Linked DNA regions of Mus musculus: region 2 is linked to region 1. Evidence: chromatin loops called from intact Hi-C (ENCODE). Cell type or tissue: heart. All regions are shown on one strand. Links, peaks and the distances in the headings refer to the core of each region. The heading gives the core; the rest is flanking DNA.

What was found. Hi-C counts contacts between places; a loop is a spot of excess contacts. Peaks named below come from ENCODE experiments on the same cell type or tissue, not always from the same donor. Only the 100,000 strongest peaks of a DNase experiment are listed, where the experiment ranks them.
Region 2: it touches region 1 in a loop (2.4-fold over the local background); 8 of 42 quality-filtered maps call a loop at or near these places.

The regions. Positions count from the first base shown.
Region 1 is chr5:151,051,235-151,062,715 of GRCm38, forward strand. Stard13 (StAR-related lipid transfer (START) domain containing 13) reads right to left here. Exons shown (of 14, transcript NM_146258.2): 5 at 11,062-11,481; 6 at 9,514-9,687; 7 at 8,225-8,384; 8 at 1,130-1,328. Among named protein-coding and RNA genes, the nearest start is that of Kl, 100 kb to the left of the region's middle. In heart, for the core only: CTCF peaks have their summits at 4,641 (motif pointing left) and 5,925; DNase peaks (open chromatin) are centred at 5,797 and 6,687; H3K4me3 peaks cover 389 bases; H3K27ac peaks cover 1,226 bases.
Region 2 is chr5:151,129,073-151,140,553 of GRCm38, forward strand. All of the region lies in intron 1 of Stard13 (StAR-related lipid transfer (START) domain containing 13), which reads right to left. Among named protein-coding and RNA genes, the nearest start is that of Stard13, 55 kb to the right of the region's middle. In heart, for the core only: CTCF peaks have their summits at 5,961 (motif pointing left) and 8,101 (motif pointing left); no DNase peak of the experiment used is centred there.

The DNA of each region.
Region 1 (11,481 bases), core at 1,044-9,043:
AAATCATATTCATTTAGTGTGTCAGCCCTTTATTCTGTTTTCACAGGTAGCACTTAAAGCACTCTCTGAATTTGTACTATTATACACTTCTTAAACACATTTGGTACAGAGTCTCTACAGTAGGGGTCTTCAGACTGGATCAATTCCATCTCATGGCCCCGTTGAGCCATATTTTGATGCAAAAATCAAAGTCTGTGGACTGGAGTAATTCCCCCCTAAGAACTGATACTTGGGCCATGAAGCTGATTGCCAATTTGTAATGACATCATTATCCCTTAGAAAAAAGACCTGCATGCTCATTCCTAACGTCTGCCTTTATAACTACATTTAGCAGAATGGGCTTTTAAATCAATTGCTCTTCTCATTACTACTTTAGCTATAGTGGCTTTCTGAAGAACTACTGATTTAACATCACTTAAAATCTTCCAGATGAAAATATGAGTTAGTCGAATGAAGGTGTGACCTTGATTTGATTTGCTTCATTTCGCTGGTTGAAATGTTGTATCTGCTTTCCTGCTCACTTTCAGCCTTATATTACATTTGAATCTGAATCTTCTATCAAATTTTGTATCAAATTGAATGTTTATCTTTCAAAAGAGTAAGGCAGGTTTAACACACACTCACACACTAAATTCTATTGGATCCTTTTATGCTTTAAATATATTAGAATAATTAGTGCACTGGAAATTAGCTTGAGATTATAAAAAAAGTAGGCATATATTAATATTGAGAAGGTATTTTCAGACACATAAAAAGAATGACACAGAGATGTCCATAGCAAACTGAGCAATGGATATTTCTGAAGAGGTAGATCTGTCACTTTTATACACTTCTTCACAGATTCATGGATTACTTGTATAATTAAAATTCCATCTTTTGCAGGGCTGGGGATGTGGCTCAGCAGCTAAATGTGTTGACTGTTTTCACAGAGGAGCATAGTTCAGTTCCCAGCTCCCCACATGGTGGCTCACAAACATGGGTAACTCTAGTTCCAATGCATCTGACATCCTCTTCTGGCTTCTCTGGGTACTGCATGCATGTGGTGCATATACACTCATGCAGACATAGTAAATGAATCTTTGAAATACTATCCTTTTGACAGCTGTTACACTGTTTTATTGGTACTTACACTGATAGATGTGGAGGAAGGTCTCGCTGAGCTTGTTGGTGAACAGGGGCTCAGGGAGGTCCCGGAAGAACTGCTTCACCATATCTGCCACGTCGTATGCAGACTGGTCTTCATAGCTCACATTGTCAGGGAAGTTCTCATTCATCTGACGGAGGGCATGGATTCGAGACTTCACTCCTGACTTGCGGAAAAGACCCACCTGCAATGAGCCACAGGGAAACGTCATAAGCTGGGTCTCCTTTTTCCTCACAACTTCTTGGGGTAGGAATTTTGGCTGTGAAGAGGTAGCCTGGGGCCAGGACTTGGGGAGCTGGGAGTCTATCCTAGCTCAATAATTCTGAATTTCTAGGATAGCTACTTTAGGTAACAGTCAAGTATTGGTTCCCTTTCATATCAAAGAGAGATGTGGATGATATCCCACCCCACAGAACTACAGTGGAAACTCTTGTGATAGCAGATGGTGTAATTTTATTTATTTATTTTTCAACAAGTATCCATAGAAAGCATTCTTATTCTAGGAGTCATTAGTGAGCAGAGAAGGGAAAAACTTCCCTGTCTTTTAACATTTGAACTTTCATGGGAGAATTTTGATATAGGTTTCCCTCTACCCCACTATGGGAGATTTAATCAAAATAATGTGTTTAGAGACTGGAAGTATCCCTTTGGGGAATGGCTCCTAAAACAAAATCGTATAAGCCTGTATTCTGAGCGTCTCATTTGATTTCCTTTCTTTGGAATATGTGGCACCTGCAATGTGTGTTTCTCACATTCTGCCGGAACTTTACATGATCAGTTGGGGAGGAACATGACTCCCTCCTGGGTGGCCTTTTATAGATAGTACCGTATGTGGGAAAATTTAAAAGAAATGTCCTGTGAGGGAAGAGAAGCTTCTATTTTTTAAAAAGTATGAAGAAGAAGACGCTTGGTAGAAATTCCAGTTCCTCCAGGGTCAGCACTTGAGGAAACACAAGTATGTGCTCGAGGTTGGATTTGTGCTCTGCTCATCAGCTGTACTGGTTTAAACCAGCCGGTGGCGTAAGAATGTGAGGCTGATCTCTTACTGACAGTGAGGCATGGGAACACTGTGCCCATTTCAGTGTAGCTGTAAATGCTCCAGCAGAAGTAACTTTCTTTCCTTGTCACCTTGCCTACTATGGAGTATGTGGCTATCTTATTGAGATCCCAGACCCTTTTCCTACACCCCATCCCAACCTCTCACTTTTAGCAGTTTGACTGCTTCCTAACAGAGCAATAAGGACCCAAAGAGGGATGAGTGAGTTGAACAATGAACGCGTAGGTTAGGTTCAGCACCTCTAGCGCCCTCTCACCCAGGACTTGCCCTATCCAAACCACAGCTGAGGTTTCCTGGGATCCTGGGCCTCAATATCAAGGCACCATGTTCTCGACACCCAGACTTTGAGTTTCTGCTCTCCACTCTCCTCGCTCCCCAGTGGCATACAGATTAGCTCACTTCTTTAAGAGCAAGGTGGAATGTTTCTGAGTAGCCAGACCAGTAATCAGTGGCCAGTGGTCATTTCTCTTTCTCATAGATACCCAGAGAAATACATGTGTATGGTTGCCATGCCCTGGTGTCTCTTGCTTGTTGCTATAGATGAAAGCAACCTTAACTTGGGAAAAAAAAAAGAGAAAAGAAAAAAAAAAAAAACTACAGGAACATGGGGAGAATTCCAAGCCATTAGAGGACAGTTGGAGTCTGTACATGTCAGCTGCATAGATCACAGGGGAAATTAAACACGGGTACATTCTGTGGTCATAAGAACAGAATTCTCAAGAAAAGCTCTTTGCATTCCTGGGCTTATCACTGAATTCCACAGATCAAGATATCCAGGCAGATTGCTACTTAATGTGTTAGTTACTTCATTCCAAGTCTGCAGTGTCTAGAAAATGCCACGTTTAGCTATATTTGGGTGATTCTCCACAACCAGTCTTAAGAACATTTATTTTCCCCGATCTGGCAAGTATTTCAAATTGCATCACAGTGCACAGGAAGAAAGTAGGCATTGTTAAAAGGACAGGAAAAGAGAAAGGAAGAAAGAAGTCAAGCTGCGAGGCAGGTGCTTATTGAAAGGGGATACAGCTTCAGTTTGTTTACATCCGTACTTCTGGAAGGAGGCTCCAGACTGTGTATACCTCAGAGCTGTGCTGCACTGGGTCACAGTGCCCCGAGGGTGTATTCTTAAGTGTGATTCACAACTATTTATGTCATTTGAAAGGAATTCTTCCCCCTTTCCCAACCCCCCCCCCCCCCCCAAGCAGAGGAGCATGGAAGAGAGTCTACAAAAGGGATGTTTTAGTTGTACTGCCCAGCCCACTCCGTTGGCCCACTGTGTCCTGTGGCTCTTTGTGAGTCTGTACATGTGTACATCCTGGATGGGCGCCTTCTTTGAATTGTTCAGATCTCAAGTTTCTTCTTTTGGAAAACACTGTGATCTTTATTATTTCAAATCTATCTGGGGCTTTCTAGCTGCAGGCTCTGAGCCTTCTGACTGAGCCGCCTGCAGGGGGTCAGGCCGGGTCATTGGGAAACTATTCATTCTGCTTCATTCTGACAGAAACCTCCTGTTCTACCCTCACCTTCCAGGAGAGGTGGGAAACAGCTCTGGGTTCTGTGGACTGTATTGGAAGCCTAGAAGGAAAGGGCTTTCCTAAGCTTGGTAAATACAAAATGATTTAAAAAAACCAGACCAGATTCTAGGTACAGAACCTAAGAATGGCCCAAGAAACGCAGTCTTCCAAGGGACAGCAGCGAGGTGATGAACAAACAAACTTAGGAGTTTCTGTTGTCTGACTCTTAGCTGCTTCTCCATGAATGAAGTGGGGAACCCCTGACCGGTTTAGGATTGGGTTTCTGAAGTGGCAGTCAGCAGTGACTGGGCACAGTAAGACAATAGTTCTAAAGATGTAGTAGTGTGGAGTCTAAGAGAGGCCATCTCTGAACTGTGAAAGACACTAATTGCCAATAGCCATTTCTTTGTAGCAAAGCTTCCAGTACATTTGCATGTTGGACCTAAGATACTTTGTTCTAAGAACAGAAAGTGTTTTGTTTGTTCTGATACTCATTGTGGTTGAGAGGTAACCTGGGTCTTTCAGTCTGTTTAATGCTCTGTTGTCAGAGTTGAGAGTCTCACACGTATATGAATGAGGACTGGCTGGAGCTTGCAGAGTGCCTGGGTTCAGCTCCCAGCACCCACATGGGAGCTCATGGCCTTCAGTAATTCCAGTTCTAGAGGGACTCTGATGCCCTCTTCTGGCCTGTGTGGACACCGGACATGCACTGTGGCGCACAGACACACTTGCAGGCAAAACACTCATGCACTTAAGATAAAAATGACTAAACCCTTTTGAAAAATGAAAGTAGAAATGAACAAGAAATCGTACTCTTTGATTTTATACTGGGTCCCAGAATTTACACCGCAGGCCTGCTCTTTACAATCTCCACTGCTCTCCTCAGGAGGCACAAGGTGCTTAGCCATGAAGAACCCTCTGCAGGAGCGCCCCCTGCAGGAGCACCTCTCTTGCCTGCGAGCTCCCCGCCGAATGACCAAAGGTTGAGTTTCAAGTGCTCCTTTGGGTTACTTCCACCCCTTTTTCCCTTTTGTTTTCGATCCCCAGCTACCTAAAAGCCTGGGCTCAAATAGCAGTTTCTGTGGAAGGTTCCAGATCATCCTTCATCCTGTCTCAGGTAGTCAGCCGACAAGGTGATGTGCAGGCGGCAGGTTACAGAACTCTTCCCCTGGAAATGAAGTGTCTTCCCAGAATTATTAGGCTTTTAAATCTTGCGGCTCCATTATAAGGAGTGGCTGGGCGAGAGTGCTGCATTAGAATTCAAATTTCATCTAAATAGTATTAAATCTCCTCCCTGGCATCCTGTTTATGCTAATCCTTGCAGGGCTTAATGATGTTTATCAAGACTTCCATTTCCTCTTCTTTAGAAATGGGCCTCAGCTAATGAAGAAAGGTTGGCTTTATTCAGAAAGCAAGAGTCATAAAGTAGTGTGTGCTATGGGCAGCGATTCTGCGCGTGCGCGGTGTTGGTTTAGCCTTTCACTGCAGGAGCTTCGTATTTATCAGTAGCCAGAGATAACCTGAGCTGCGGCGGTGCGTGGGTGATTTAAGACAGATGTGAAAGCTCACACAACAAAGCAAGGCTGGTCTCACAAGCCACCATGTCGAATACAAATGGCTGGCAATTGAAGGCTAAACCTCTTCACTTCATCTGCAGCCATCTGCGAGGGTGAAAATGGATATGCTGTACTTCTTCATACATAAACTGCAGTATGCTGGGGAGTGTGGGAAGTGAGTGCTGGCAATGTTTTAGGGTTCTGTGCTGCTGGCTGGCTTTGACAGCCTTCTGATGAGTGCTGATGTTCGAGTGTTTAGCCTTCAGGGAAGGGACCCCCACCTCCCACTCTGCTCAATGTCAGAGCTTCATGGAAGTCTTGGAAGATGGTTCCCATGGAATGTGGCTTACAGGAAGGATGTGTGGGGGTGGTGGTATTCCTGGTCTCCCACAATCCTGGGTTGAGAGTGCAAGGCCCTGTGCAGAAGTGAATTTCAATTCCAATGGGATACCCAGGGCAGAGAAAGGACTTCTGTTTCCCTTCCCCTTCCTGGCCCTGCCTCCTTCCCCTTCCTAGCCCCGCCTCCTGTTCTTTGTCTTTAGTTTGTGTTTGCTGTAGATCTCTAGGGTAGTCTTCCCCCACTACCGATTCTCCTGGCTTCCTGCTTCTCTAGTTTTCTTGTTGCCCGCTCTTCTGTCACCTCTTTGCCACACGGAGGCACTGTCTGTGTACTCCCCTATACGTGACATGCAAAGGGAAGGCCATACACAAGGCAGTAGCTATGTTCCTTTGGACAGCCCACAGCTGTTTCTGCTTCTTTTTTTTTTAATGACGCAAGAGAAGCACCAGTGCTTCCCCAGTCGGGCTATATGGCTTGTCAGTATCTATGTCCCTGTCAGGGACCTTTTCCTACAGAGCTCTGCACACATTTTTCCCACCACGGAACTCTTTGAGACTGATACAGGGAAGAAGATAGTCTAATGGGGCTGAAGAGGGTCGGTATGTCCACTCCCTTCTCTTCCTAGGACTTCATGTCTACAGTTTTGGCTGCAGAAGGGAGATGAGACCAATCAGAGGAGTGATTTAAGTACAGACATCACTATGAATCCATGGCGTGGGGTGGTGTTTTCTATCCAGGGGCACTGCAATTCACTTATTTATATCCAAACTAGTTCAAGAAAGAATAAGACTTGTAGTGATCTATAAAAGGTTAGTTGAAAGAGACCAGAAAGGGAAATTACAACAACAAATAAAAATTAAAAAGGATTAATAAGTTGGGAAGAGGGCCACAACTAAGGAATTTGTGCCCCGAAGAGGTATCTACATTTCCTATAGTGGAATATGCATTTGGCTTTGAGCTTTCAAGCAGGCACTACAGAGAGGAAAACACACCCAGTTAGATGAACTTGGAGTCTGCGATACAAAACACAGGCCAGCGGGCCAAAAGAAACATGGTTCTCAAGGACCAAAGCCAGGGGCAAGGGGGGTTCTTCCTCTCATTCTCACAGAAAGGGCGCTACATGACACAGTGGCCAATGTCATCAACAGGATCTTGACAGTGGGTTTATTAATGAGGGCTACAGAGGGTCAGCATCACACCAATGACGAAAAGCCCTTCTAACTGTGAGAAGTGAAGTTAGTTGTAGGAGATGCTGGTTCCCTGTGGGGACCAGGGTGTCGATGCTGCCTCCCTTGGGTGTGTGTGAGAGACATCGAGGCCAAGAGAACAGGATTTAGCATAGCTGTCTGAAACGAGTCTTCTCCGTTACTGCTGGTGACCTGGTCTCTCAGTAAAACACCTATAAAAGGCTAATTCTTATATACGTATGTGTATTCATGGTACAATTGCAACTGAAAGTAATTACATGTCAGCAACCAGATTCATTGACTTACCCTACCAAAATGCTACAATAAATGCCAGATGTTTTATGTAGAAAACAAAATCAGCCATCTACCCAAATATCCAAAATAGTAGCCCTGTAGCCATGAAAATATGAAGAAAATGTGTATCTGTATATTCTCTAGATAATAAAGGTCAAAGGAGGTCACTAGCCAGGTTTAACCAAAGACACCTGGGAATGGCGCTCAGTTCATGGAGGGGTCATCGTGATTTAAGTACCTGCTGTGTTTTGATATCTCTGCAAGTGTCAGGAGCCGAGATCTCTGAGTTCATGGAGCTTAGCCCCTTCTGGCCCATTGAGCCCACAGACAAGGGCAAATCAACAAACACAACTGAGAAGACCGATGTGTTGCCCCCCCCCCCCCAACTAGTGTGCTGAACAAAAGCTGGAAACGCGGCTGTGCCAGGGGGCAGTCTGTGGAGTGAGAGTGTGGTCCTTATTTTGGGACAGAGCACAGAAGAAAGGAATGGTTGGTAATAGGGAGGAGCTGTGTATATTATGGGATGGATCTCATTCGCACAGAGCCTACCATCATGATGGTTCTCAAACCATCCTGGAGGTACACAGTGATCTGAGTGTTTCCTTCCCTCGAGCTTCCCTGTCAGCTCTGAGGCCAGGGGCTCTGTGGGTTAGCTGACGGACCTTTTACATTTTACATGTGAATTAAAAAAAATGTGAACAAGTCTGTTTGGCATGTTGTGCTGCTTTGAGAAATTAATAAGGGGAGAAATAGAACTAAATTCATTTTCCCCCCAAAACAATGTAACTGATAAAATAACGCTGTGGAGTGAATAGTAGCACTGGAATAATAATTTAAAATACAGAGCCACCAATTGCTTACTTCCAGATTTCAAGGAAGTGTAAGTTAGACATTACAGATACAAAGTATCAACAGCAATTTCCTTTGACCAACCAGGGTGTCACTCAACTAGCTAAGGAGGAACATCATCAAAAGCTAGACAGGGACGTATCTGGGCCACATTAAATTGTGTCCTTAAAGATCTCTGTGCTGTGCTTGTTTATGCTTGGTTGGCTAGGCCTTGTACCAGACAGGCCCGACTCAGTCTGCCATCCCCTCACCCCAAGCCCGTGTTTGGGATTTACCACTCTACCTGATCCAGACAGTTGCTACGTAGATACCTCAGTGCTTGTTGGATGCTCTGAGGCAGGGGCTGTCCTGTTCTCTGAACGTGGACTATGAGCGGAACACCGAAGACAGCCTTGTCTCGGTAGTCAGGAGCTTTGATCCTCTTCATGAACTTTGGAACGGACCTGGAATTCACAGAAACCAGGTCATGCAAGGCCCCTGGGGCGCTCTGTGCAGACAGGCTGTGGAAGCAAGCGAGAGGGAGGCCAAGCTCCTGTTGGAACACTTCAGAGGCAAAGGCAGAATTCAACCTTTCCTACATCATTCATAGTCTGTGGCACTCTAGATGTGGCCCTTGCCTACGTGTCATTTCTGTTAAACACCATGATTCACGTTGGAAAACTGTCTTTGTGGCTCTCTGTTTTCAAGTTGGGGGTGGTGGGCAAGTTTTCAATTTAATTATGATTGAAACAGCTCTTGTGTAGCGAACACTTAAAACACCCCAGTTGGGGGAGGGAATAACAAAATCTATGCAAGATTTACCAGAGGAAGAACAAATTTGGTTGAGGTTGGCGTGTGGGGGTGTTGAGCCAGATTTTCTTGGCTGTGTCTTTAGTTTTCTAGAGCCAGATCTACATTTTAAAGGGAGTTTTAACACACTTACATATATTGATTTGACCGTACAATTTATAACCTTTGAAAACATTTTTATAAACACAACATTAATTCTTCTACACATATCATATGACACAACACTTTACGTTTTTCAAACCACACAATCATTTATCCAAAATAGGTCGGCATACAATGTTGACTCTATCGGGCCCTTAATTCCAAAGATTGTACTGCGTAATCTCATCTTTACTCGCCAATGAAAGCACAAATGTACTTGAAGAATCAGTGAGTCGATGCTGTCAGGGTGCATTCTGTGCCAGGCCACAAGGTACAAGTGACAGATGTTTCTTTACAAACTGCCAGCAATATTTTATGGCAGGTTTATTTCTGATTCCCCTGTTCACACAATTTATCACTCATTACTGGCCTCGTTTCTTTCTCAGAACCTGACTCCCTTCCCTGGAAACCAGCTGAGAGCTACAAATAAAGCCATGTTTCCTGTGTGCTTCATCAGCTCCCCCACTCCCCTCCCCTGCTGCCCAGAGGGCAGATGACAAGCAGAAGGCTCCATAGTTTCCAGGAGAGGGTAGTTCAGACAGTGCTCCGTTCTCCAGACACCAAAATATAAACACTGGCGGTCTTTTGCAACTGCGCACACTTAGCTCTGAACACATGACCCCCTGCAGACATGTTACGTACCAGGTCCAGCCGTGCTTGTTGGACATAGAGTACTTCTCCATGATGGCCGTAAGACGAAGTAGGGAGAAGCGCTGGAGCAGGTTCAGCTGGGCGGCCGTCTGGCTGCTGATGTGCGGGGTGGCTGGAGACGGCTGGGGCTGGTGTGAGAGCTGGAAGCTGCTCCACCTTAGTCGTCTGAAACAGATGATCAGGGCTACCAGTCACCTGGCGGATGGTAACTGGGAAGCTCAAGCTAGCCTTTAGGTAAGAATGGCTACTTTAGGAGTTTCTGAGCCAAGAAAAATCCCAGCACTAAATGAACAAAAAGGACAGAGCTGTGGACTTAGCAAGCTGTATAGACCCAGAATGGGGCACATCGACTGTTTCAACTTGGGATTTAAATAAGGGATATCAGTCAGTCATTCACACACACACACACACACACACACACACACACACACGAATGAGACATGTGAGAGAGATGGAGAGACAGAGAGATGGACTAGATAGTGAGACAAAGAGACAGAGACATAAAGCAGAGGGGGCATAGAAAAAGAGAGAGAGAGCAGAGGGAGAGGGAGGAAGGGAGAGGAGAGAGAAAGAGAGAGAGGAGAGGGAGGAGAGAGGGAGGAGAGGGAGGGGGAGGAAGGGAGGGGAGAAAGGGAGAAAGGGAGGGAGAGAGGGGAGGGAAAGCGAGAGGGAGGAAGGGAAAGGGGAGAGGGGGAGACAGAGAGAGAGAGAGCGTGAGAGATATTTTGAAACATTGAGGTGCTACAGTATTTCCCACTTTTTGTGCCTGCCTCCTCCCTGTCCTTTGTGCTGAGATGGCATCTGAAGGTGACAGGCACAGACGACACACCAATGCATCCTACAGTACATCAATGCCTCAGCAAGTACCCCAGTGACACACACAGTGCTATTGGCTCCGTGAGTTAGATCTCCTTGGCTCGTTTTCTAGGGGGCAGTAACTTAAAAGCAAAGAGCAGACACAAAGCATAAACATACCTTAGATCTATTGCACAGAATAAAAAATAAAATGTGTGCACAGAGCCTGGACTACGGCTGTCTGTGATGCCCCTGCCTGATTGCTTGGATTTGTCTTCAACAAAACTAAGTTTGAAATAAAGGATAAACACAGAGATGAATGTGTACTGACATGGATTCAGTCTTTCTGGCCATGTCTATAAAAACAACTCTGCTGAAATAATTCCTAACCATATGTGTTACTTAGCATAGCCACAGGTGATCATAGAAACAGTCTGTCTTTGCTAAGGGAATAAGCAAAGACGCTGGAGAGGCAGTTCAGCGGCTCAAAGCACTGGGTGCTCTTGCATAGGATCTGGGTTTGGTTCTCAGCATCCACAACAGCAGCTCACAAACATCTGTGATTCCAGGTCTAGGGGATCTGATGCCCTCTTCTGACCTGTGAGGGTACTGCAGACACATGGTGTACATACATACATGCAGGTACACATTCATACACATACAAAGTAATAACAAAGTAAATAGAATCCAGCTTACAGCCTATAAAACAGAAGCAGCATAACTTTATAACAGCACATGACCCACCTGTTTGGTCTGGTCAGAGAGGCCCCCACACCAGAATCCCTTCTTTCTCTGACCCCAGTGGCCTCCGATTCATTCAGAGAAGTCCTGTCCCTTTCCACATCACTAGGTGTTGTCCGACCTTCTGAGACAGAGTTGCCTTCAAAATCTAAAGTGACCTGATTGGGAGATGGGAATGGGGACAGACCAGGATCCCCTGCCAATGTGCTGTGACTTTGCAGTTCGGGTAAGATGTTTTTTGACCAGTCATCCACTACCTCTTGTATGCCATTGACATGCTGTAGGATGTCATCCAGCTGTGGAAGGAGGCCGTCTTTCTCCAGGTCCAACAGATCTCCTGTGCTGGCATACAGGTGCGAGCTGGGGACATTGTCATAGATACTGACACGGCTGGCCCTGTGGCAGGAAGACATGAGTCTGGGT
Region 2 (11,481 bases), core at 2,310-10,309, 79 kb after region 1:
ATTAAAGGGTTGTGGGGATAATGTTCAGGTTTCAACATGTGACTTCTACATGAAGAAAATACACAGCAAACTCTGGGTATGAACAGTGAACTTGGATATGCATGTGTATGCCCCAGGACAACATTTCTTAGGCACTATCCATATACATAGGTAAATGCCCCTAAATGGAGTTATACACATATAATATTTATATAATATATTTTTATTTTTAAATTTTTATTTATTTTTTAATTTTTACTTTTTGGAGAAAACATCTCTCATTGACCTGGAATCTCCCAAGTAGACTAGGCTACCTGGCCAATAGGTCCCAGAGATCTATATATCTCTGCTTCCCCCATGCTGGGATTAAAAATGGATACCATGCCCAGATTTTTTAACGTGGGTTCTGGGACTTGAAGTTAGGTCCTTGTGATTGCAAGTCCAATACTTTTATCAACTGAGCCATCTTCCTGGCCCTGGGTAATACACTTTTGGTACCTCGGTTTCCCTTCAATTCTCCTCAGTGGAATCCTGGAGCCATTGTGTCTAGGAAGCCCAGTATAGGCAGAGATACACATCTGGTCCTGAGTGGACTCAACATCAGGTTAGATAGGGACCTCTGACTCTAAGCGTTGGAGTGTGGGCTACTGTGAAGACGTTGGCTTGAAGCTAGAATACCAGCTACGTCAAGTAGGCTGAGTAGCTTCTTCACTGGAAAGGAAGAAGACAAGATTTGTCCCTAGATCCCTGATCTGATCCACTCTCTCCTCACCCCAGTCCCTCCCTTTCCCACTTCCTCTTGGAGAAAGTCATCCAGCTGACTGGGACTGAGTCAAGAACCAGGGTGTTTGTAAACATCCCTTGAATGGAAACACATGTGCCTTTTGGGTAAATGCCCCTAAATGGAGTTGCAAGCCCTTGCTTGTTGTGGCTAGCAAGAAGCAAGTTTCTGAGTCAAGGGGTCCCTCCTACACCAGGGCCGTGTGCTGGAAATCTGGCTGCACAGCTGTGTATTCCAGGCTAAGAGGAAGCAGAGGAAATAGGGGGGTTCCTGCTGCCTACCCTGTATGGCACCTCACTCCAACGCTGTCTATGTTCTTGTCAAAAGACCTTGGGAGGGCTGGAGAGATGGCTCAGCCCTTAAGAACACTAGCTAGTTGCTCTTCCAGAGGTCCTGAGTTCAATTCCCAGGAACCACATGTTGGGTCACAACCATCTGTAATGGGATCTGATGATCTCTTCTGGTGTTTCTGAAGACAACGACAACATACTCACATATAATATAAAATAAATAAATAAATCTTAAAAAAAAAAAAAGATGTTGGGAAGCTCCACATCTACTTTTATCAGAACTCAAAATGTGTCTGTCTTGCTCCTCATCTGAAGGGCTACTCTCATCTAGAATAAGAGAATTTTCTGACCGATACCTCTCTACTGTTACAACGTACAAAGCACATATACTACTCACCACTGAGGATGGGTGCCTCCAGCTCTCGACAACAGCCAGTTCACAAGGACATATGCTGCTACCCAGTATCTTTGCACAGTGCTGTTTCAGATTTTAAAGTACTTGTATATGTTTTTCATGAGATATCCTGTGTATGGGACCCAAGTCTAAATACAAATTTCATTTATGTCTCATATACTCATCATACCCGTGGCCTCTATTTTTTATGTAATCCTTCTGATAGTTTTGTGCTGGAGACAAAGTTTCACGGTGTGGAACTTTCTATCAGTGGCACTGAAGAGCGTTTAGATTTTGGATGTCTGAATTACAGATGTTAAACTGCTGCTATCTAAAAGCAAGATATGGGAACATTGAGGGATAGAAAGAGAGCAGAGAGGGCTGAAGAGAGACAGCGACTCTGGTGGGGAACAGGAGAACCCAGAAGTCATTTATGCTTGATGGAGAAGGATGGACCAGAAGGAGGGGCTGGGGCGAAGTCACAGGAAGCAAGGCAAGTCCTGTGACTCTGGACAAGTGACTTGTGATCTCTGTGAGTGGGATAACAACAGTGGCCCTGGAAGGGCTGTCGCACATGATAAGTAGGCTATTATACAGAAAGTGCTCACAACAGAGCTTGGCTAACACTTCCAATACCTGCTGTTTGTCACACCACTAGCAGCATCTTGAAAACATTACTTAGGACCAAAAAGACTGAATTGGATTCAAGCTATATTTTTTTTTTTTACAAACCTAAGAATTTTCTATAGGAACAGCTGATTGCAGTGCTTGCCGGTAACTATCTTTAAATGTCTGAACACCTGCAATCTCAAGTTACGTTAGTCTCACTTAGGATACAGGGCACATCTAACCAAGGGTTCCAAGTTGGCAACTCATTCTATAGTTGGAAATCTGTACTCGATAGGAGGGTGTTGCCAGTATTGCTGTTACCATCTCTCTATAAACAGCTCCCCCTCCCCCTTTCTCCCTCCCCCATACACCCAGATTCAGAGCTTCAGAAATGGATTTTGATGGGCAGAAAGCTTGACTACTAAGAGTGTGCTGAGTAGAACTGGAGTATTCAGATTATTGACTAGCTAAAAATACTGCAGTGTAGTGGGTTGGCCTAATGCTGCTTGTATTCTAATGCTAATTTTGGGCCCCCAAAGACCAGTGAGTCTGCATGCATGTAGGCACTGAGTAACCTTGCCCCCAAGTCATTTCTAATTGGTAAATAAAGATGCCAACAGCCAATATCTGGGCAGAAGAGACACTGGTGGGGTTTAGGATACACGGGTTTGGTAGCAGAGGAGATGACAAGGAGAAACCTCAATTGGTTAAGAGGAGGAAGAAGAAGCCACCATGGGTTAGGTGAGCCACAAAAACATAGCCCTGAGGACTGGCTGGAAGGAGTTAAGAGCAGCCCAGATGAAACAGTAAATAATAAGTATAACTCAAGGGTTATCGATAGGGAAATGGATTCTAACAACATGGAGGGTAGGCAGCCGCCTGGCTAGTGTGCTGTTTAAGGCTTATTGTAAGTATAAAGGCTGTGTGTGTCTTTCATCCGGGAACTTAAATACCAAAGGTGGGGTAGAAACCCCTGGCTGGCATTAAATAATTCTACACACTGCAATGTGAAAGTCCAGGGAAGTCTTTGCCTGTTTGATGGTCACCATCATGACTTTGTCTAAATCTAATGGTCTTTGCCCAGCCCTGAGGTCCAAGGGACTCTGCTTGCTTGAGATCCTGTCTACCAGGGTAATAGAATCTGCTGCTGGGATCTCGGCGTTGGCCTCCAGCTGTGGTTGAAACATCTAAAAGGAAAGCAAACAGCTGGGGCATCTTTAAGTCTGCACACAGTTCATAGGAACTGATTTGGTATGTGTTTATTTATGAATTTACCAGTGCTGGTGATCAAGCCCAGGACCTCACATGGCCCGATAATGAGCTATAACAGTCCCGGTTGCTTAAGTACTGCCTGAATCAGCCCACGGTGGTAGCTCATGGGAAACCGAGGTGGGGTTGCTACAGGTTCCAGACCAGCAAGGCTACAAAGTGAGTTTCAGGGCAGCCTGGGCTACAAAGAGAGCTCTAGACTAGCCTGCGCTATAGAGTAAGATCCTGTGTCAAGTAAACAAGTGAAGTCATTGTATGTGTGGAGGGATTTGGACCTGTTGGGTATCTGTATGATTTGGTTGTGAGGTTTCCAAGGGAGTAGCTGACCCTTACCACTTCTTCATGGCCAACTGTGTGAGACCAGGTTGGTCACTTTAGTTCATTACTAGACAGAAGGGACATGAAACCCACGTGATATTGAAGAAAGCCAGGAAAAGTTCCATTTTGCTTGACCAGAGAGCCCAAAGAGGTGATGTTAATTTTGATCACAATTAGATTTTTAGATGCTAAGTAATTAATGAATTAGAAATAAAACAAATGCTAGAAATATAACACACATCTCTGTTATAGTCTATGGGTATAATTAAATGTAAAGATATATAGTTCTCCTATAGGATGGAGTGTTCATTTTTAATGAGTTATTTTTTATCTTCAAAGAACATCAGGCACATTTAAAAAACTGACAAAACAATATTTGAAATATTTCTTTAGAATGTCTTAAAATGAAAATAATACATTCAATGTTCAAAATTTTAAAATAACACTCATTTTAAATTCTCAATACCTCGGAATACAGACTAAAAATTTAACAGACCATTTTTATTATTTACAACTACTAGTTGCATGATTTCCCCCAAACGAATTTGGTATGCCTTGAATTTGTTACACATAAACACACAGCTGAGTCTTGATATCCCATATAAACACACATATTTTATGCATGTAAAATATATACGTATATACACATTCACACATATATAACCATGTTATATGCCTATCAGAGAATTCTTTCCCACCTAAATGAGATCTGGTTGTTGTTTTTTTGTTTTTGTTTTTGTTTTTGTTTTTGTGTTTTTGTTTTTATTGTTCTCAGCCTTATTCTGTTTTTTGAACAATGTATCTCCGAGTTTTTCAGATAAACAAATAAGCGAGCTCACAGCTTAGATCTGTGGATACTAAGCACCTACCCTAGTCTGAAGTGTGGGTCTTGGAAATCCAGGCCAAGGAGGTAGTGTTGCTCCCGAATGCCATTAGAAACAGGCCTGTGCCTCTGTGGAGTGGTATCCCACCCAAAGCTGGTAATTTAACACTTGTGCTGTTCTCCAGTTGACCCATCTCCTAGTGGGTCAGACAGTGACTGAGGGAGTACTCAGACGCATACACAAGCACCCGTCTGTTCATTTACTCTCCATATGTGACATGCTGTCTTCTACTGTCACAAGTCCTGTTTACGGTCATGGAGGCCAAGAGCTGTGACGACTGAAAGCTGGGGTGTGCCAGAGGCCGGCACCCCATGATCGTTTACCTAGGCCCTGCAGGAACAGCGGGCTGGTGGGAATGTGCACAGGTGGCGCCTGGGGGACTTCCCATACTCTCCAGGATCTTGAAAGCTATCTTCAGGTCGCAGCTTGTGGTTCTTAGGGTCGCAGAACCAGGTGAGGTGTGTTACCAGACACACTTCGGTAGCATGCCATGCATGTCACGGAACGTTCAAAACCAAGCAAAGCCACGCCAACAGAGTGCTCCAAAGACCAGCTCCCTAGATCCCACGGTCAGTGTTTTACCTTCCTCAACTCATAAAACAAGCTTTCCCATCCTTCCCATTACTAAATTTCTTTCTTTCTCAATGCTGTTTTGTGTCTCTGCAGGACGTTCCATTGGACACATATGTCTTCTATTATAATATATGTGTAAAAGTCCACAAACTACACAGTGTAAGCTGGCTTAGAGTACCCAGAAAGAAAGGGGGCGACATGTTGAAAATAATCTTGTCAGCAAAATATCAACTGCTTTGGGTAGTGGTACAGTGTCTTAGGTTTCTGTTGCTGAGATAAAAGGCTATGACCAAAAGCAATCCGGGGAGGAGAGTGTCTATTTCACCTTATAGCTTGTAAGTCCATTACTGAGGGAAGCCAGGGCAAGAACCTAGAGGCAGGAACTTGATCAGAGGCCATGGGAAAATGCGGCCCACTGGCTTGTTCCCCATGACTTGCTTAGAATATTTTCCCACACAACTCAGGACCTCTTGCCTTGGTGTCATTCTGTCCACAGTGGGCTAGGCCCTCCTACATCAGTCATCGATCATGAAAACACACCACAGACAAATCTAGTGGCAGCATTTTCTCAACTATTATTTCCTTCCCTCCAAACGACTCTAGCTTGAATCAACTAAACTAACTAGTATATATGGAAAGTCAGAAAATGAAACTCTGTGGTACACGAATGACTTCATGGGGTTGAAGAGATGGCTCAACAGTTAAAAGCACAGGCTGCTCTTCCAGAAGACCTTAGTTCAGTTCCTAGTACCCACACCGTGGTTCAAAACCATCTATAACTTCAGTTTCGGGGGGGGGGGGGTGTCCAACGCCCTCTTCTGGCCTCCTCAGACACTGCATGCATATAATATAGAAACATACATACATATATACATACAGGCAGCCAAACATTCACATACATGAAATTAATATAAAAAGTTTTTCCATTTCAAAAGACCCTAAAGTATATATAATGATTAAAAACAAACAAACAAACAAACACACAGAATCTGTCCATCAAGTCAGCTTTTCTCGTACACATCTAGTGCTTCGTGGAGCTGGCTTTTCGTTTCTTTTAGGTGCCTCGTAGTGGGGAGTGCACTTGGAGCTCTGGCATTCAGCCATGCAAAACAGGGAAAGTCCACGGCGAGGCAGAAAGTGTAAATTCCCTGCCTGGGCAAGCCAGTCTCATGTGTTTAAGGCAAAGACAGGATCAACCCCTCCTGGAACCTGCACCCTTCCCTTCATGTACAATCACCCCGGTTCTAACTCTGTCTACTCCTCTCCTCCCTTACTCTCTAGTGACCCAGGACTTGTAAGAATTGAATTTTATATCCCTTCAAGATTTTAATAGGGATATCCTTTATCTTGGGCAGAGAAAGACAAATTCTGCTATCACCTCAAGCACAGGGCCTGCTTTAGCTAACATGCCAATGAAGGTTCAGTTAAGAAAGAACAAAGCCTCTGGTCACATGGTTCAGGGTGCTCCCTGGGCAAGCTGGGCCCTTTCCATTGCTGGGAACACTGACTGACTTATTGCTTCACCACTAGAGAGCCTTTGACTTTTGACTTCTGGTTGAGGGTTAGGCTCAAGCACTGGGTTGTGTAAAGAAGTTTCTAGATTTTTTTTAAAAATCTACTTTTAAATTTAGAGAAGCCTGCAGATTCCGTAGAAGATTCTGAAAATCAAGCAAGCATCTCTCACAAACAAACAAACAAGCAAACAAAAAAAAAAAAAGCACATTCCTCATGTGGCAGTTTATATGTAGCTGCTTTCTAACAATAGCGCTCTCCGATTTGATTGAAACCAACTTGAAAATCAAAGCTGAAGGCATGTACATACAGCAGATCTAGGAATCCCAGGCTCCTGAAACTTGTGTTTCTTATTTAGCTGTGAAGCGTGGGTGGCCATGAGCGTTCCTGGCAGCTATAAGGCATTTGCTAATGTATTTGACTTTAGTGTTGTTAATCACACTTATCAACACAGGCAAGCTGTGCTGGCCACAAAAGATTAGCTTCTCTCCTGTAATGCCCTAGTAGTTCAAAGGCAGAACATCAGCGCTGAGTGACAGAAGCATCTGCGTGCTCCCACGACCCTCCAGTGACTTCAGAACATACCACAAGCTTTAGCTTTTTTCTTTTCCATAACTTTGCACACACTCTTTCCTTCTGCTATAATGGCTAAGGCCGCAGAGCTTGAAAGCTTAAAAAATGAGTTGTGTTTCTGAACACCTCAGAGAGTTTGAGTTCCAAGGTGGTCCCCACTGTCAGGAGCCAGAGATCCGCTCAGAGAAGTAGGAGCCTCCAGCAGGGTAGAGCCTTGTTTGCAGGGGAACAAGATCACTGTAAAGCCTTTTTTTTATGAAGCATTGGGTTTTTTGACTGTAGACTTTTCCCTTGAGACACACAGGCTATTGCTTCTTGCAAATCAGTACTGTTTATAATGACTTAAAAACACTTTGCCCAGCTCAGAGGAGAGCAGGCAGGGAATACAGTCACAGAGCGAGTGTTCTGGAGAAAGAGAAAAGACACTCAGCACGGCACCTGCAGATCTGGCCACCTGAGTCTTGCTTTCATGGAAGGACTCCTGGGTTCATGGCATGACCTGCTTGTCCCAGCCTGGCTTACCTTCACTAGACATGGTTTAGATCAGAATTCTCAAAGATCAGTATAGTAGAGGTTTTGTCTGTGCTGGTAGGATGCTTGGGAGATGATGGGACTCTTGAGAGGTGCAGCCTAGTTGGAGGATGTTACACAATTGTGGACACATCCTTGAGGGAGACTCCTTTTTCTCTTTTGGGCCTCCCATGTGTCATGAGGAGAGCAGTTTGCCCCAAAACCAATGTATCTGCACTTTGTAAGCCAGCAATGAAAGACATTGTTATACACGCTGGAATTAGAGCTGGAGAAATGGCTCAGCAGTTAAGAGCTACTCTTGCAAAGAACCTGAGTTCAGTTCCCAGTGCCCACATGGTAACTCAACCATCTGTAACTCTGATTCCATGGGATCTGACTCCCTCTTCTGGTCCCCCTGAGCACCACATGCACATTATGCACAGACATACACATGAATAAAATAAAAAATGAAATCTTTACAAGAACACGGAGGAGAGGGTTTCCTGTATTTTGCTGCAACTAATAAAAACTTTAAGTATTTCAAGACGGAAACCAGAGACCAGACCCTTCTGAGTCTCAGACCGTCAGCTCCACATGAGCACCTTGTTTATGTTCAGGGAGCACTAACAGATGCAGAACATTTCCAGGGCATCTTCTGCTGCCCTTTTCTGGTCCCACTTCTGTTCATTTCTATGGTGTTCCTGTTTTCCTTCGTCTTCATAGATCTGTATTACAGATAAAGAAGGGAGAAGGCAGCCATCTGTGCTGTCTCCATACATATAAATAGCAAGGCCCTAAAAATTCTCAGCCCATTGAAATTCTTAGCAACCAGCAAAATGTTCTGCACTCTTCTTTGGTAATGGATAATATCACAGGGAAAACGCCTTTGGTACTCTAAAAAACAAAACAAAACAAAAAACAAACAAACAAACAAACAAACAAACAAAGAAACCCCCCCCCACACAGCCCCTGTTCTATCTGCTATAATTTGTTCCTTGTTCCCAGGCCCAGTCTTCCTAAGACAGGATTAATTTCATGTTGGTCACTGGCCTGTGAAACACTGATAAATTAAATGATTGGTAAATATAATAACTTTCATAGGAAACAGGGGAAAGGAAACCATTTTCTTCTTGGGATTACTAGAGAATCTCATTTCTGAAAACAGGCTGTAGATTAATTAAGTTCAGATCTGATAGCTTATAAAAAAAAAAAAAAAAAAAAAAAAAAAACCCTTGGTGGAAGTCATCCAGCTCGTCCTTGATTACACAGCACTTACTGGCAGCATTGAGAGTCTGGAGCGAGATATTAAGTTATCTGAGGACAGAAGTTCAGAAAGTGCCTGGCAACATTGAGCTCTGACCCTGCCTTCTCGGCTGTGATGTTTCACATTGCTATCATACAGCAAAGGTGAAGACAGCCCAGACATTTCAGGAGCTCGTCTGTGGTACATGTCTTTCAAGCTTCCATCTAGAAAAGTTAACAGTGTAGTTCTCGGTCTCCTCACTTATGCTTACATCTGGCCTTCACAAGTATGGGCAATGTTCCTTGTGTATTCCCTACAAAGGGGGGTAGCGGTAATGCTTTCGTCATATAAGTTGGAGTGAACGAGTTCACACATCTAAGCACTTAGAGAGTGCCTGGGGATATCAGATAGTGATTAGATGTGCACCAGTAATTTTCTTAAAGTTAAACATTTTATAGATTTAAAGTTTGCTCAGTGATGTCTATAGAGACAGTTGAGCCAAAGTGTGCCCCCCCCATAGGCTTGGTTGACCCCACCATATTTCTCTGGGGAAATATGATTGTGTGATCCAAAGTCTATTTGAGTTCCTGGTAGGGAGAAACATTAATGGTTATATACGATAACATATATAGTCCTAAAGCGGAGGATGTTGGTTGACCAGTTGTCTGAATGTAACCTAGACACCATGGATGGAAACAAAGATGAATAATATTGTTTGCTCATGGGGTGGAGATAATGCTTTAGGTTTTCTAGGTTTTGCAGATGCCATCATATTTTTTCCCTCTGACTTAGATCTTGGAAACAGTTCTATCTTTTTATATTTTCTATTATGACAGGCCAAGTTATGGTTCAGTAACAAATTAGTCCCAAATCTTAGCAGCTAACACAATGAGAGCATACTTCTCCGTATGTTCACCAAAGACTGGCGGTAGAACATGGCCCATCTTAGTCCTTCATAGTGTCATCAAACTTGGGAGGGAGGAGGAGCATTGGGGTTTGCAAGCTGTGCCCCAAGACAGGTTCAGCCACCTGTTCTCAGTAAGCCAATTAAAAAAAGAAAGGAGGAGGAGGAGGAGGAGGAGAAAGAGAGAGAGACAGAGAGACAGAGAAAGACTTATTCAATGTAGCCATATTGGAAAGCATGACAAAGAAATTCAGAGAATTCCCCAAATCCATTCTAAAGTGAAATTACAGTTTAAATGGAGGCCAAGGATAAACACATCTAATCAAGGTGTGGTCCCATCCCCCATTGACCCATCCTTGTCTGGGCTCTAGTCTCATCTGTTTCAGGAAAGTAAGTTCCCTCTGGCAGGGGCCTTTTTCTTCTTCCATCAGGAGATTCCTGGGGAAATTCCCATTTGTTTTGGATTCCATTTTTTCAATAGACAGATAGAATGAGAGATGCAAGTATCTCTTTAGACTGTCTTCATTCCTTCCAGGCTGACTACAGTTGTGGAAACAGACTTCATCGTAGTAGCCTCGGTAACAATGAGAATGGAACACAGCAGTTATACACAAGCTCTTAGATCTCTGGATGAGAACTCACTCACTTCTATTTTTAACAGTCAGAGTCGCAGGGCCATCCCAAAACCAATCTTGCCACAGTCCAAGGAAAGTTGTAGTAGAGCCAGCTTGACTATAACTGCTCCTTCAGGAAATAATAGTACCACAGACTGTAATACAGTGTATATAAAATATAAAGAACCATCCTGTCTGTCCATTTCTTTTAAACCTGTCTTTCTGAGTTAAGTGTAAAGATGTAGTTTATTGGACTTTTGATTTTTTTGGGTAGACAGCTACTCAAGTTATTTGTTCTCCAAATTTCATTTGTTCAATACTTGGCCCCCAGAGTAGCAGTGTTGGGTGGTGAAAGGAGTGGGGGCTGAAGGGGTAGATTAATCCACCAATGAGCCAGTGGGTTAACTGGCTGTGAGACCCTTGCCAGAATTACACCATGCTGACTGCCCAGATCAGTCTTCCAGCCATCAGAGCTATGAGAAAAGACATTAAAGGGCTGGTGAGATGTCTGTGTGGTTAAGAGCACTGGCTGCTCTTACAGAGGACCTGGGTTCAGTTCCCAGCATCCATATGGTAGCTCACAACCATCTTTAATTCTAGTTCTAAGAGATCTGACACCTTCTTCTGGGCTCCCCAGATACTAGGCACACGCACGCGCGCGCCCGCCCACACACACACACACACACACACACACACACACACACACACACACGGTACACAGGCTTCCATGCAGGTAAACATACAGACACATACAATTGAAATAAATAAAAGAGAGGATGGCTTCTGATGCATATGGGATGCCAGCATTCCATTATTCAAACAACTTTATCAACAGCAGAGTTGCTTGACATCTTATTCTTGCCTGATGCTAAGGAAGAACACTTCATTTTAAGTTTCAGATAAGCTTTCAATCAATCACAACCACCATCAAACAGTTAACGTGAGCCTTTAATCTCATTTTAAGTTTGAAGTAGCCATGGAGGAAGGAGGCAAGCAGAGGAAGTGAGGATGCTGTAGGTGGACTTCCA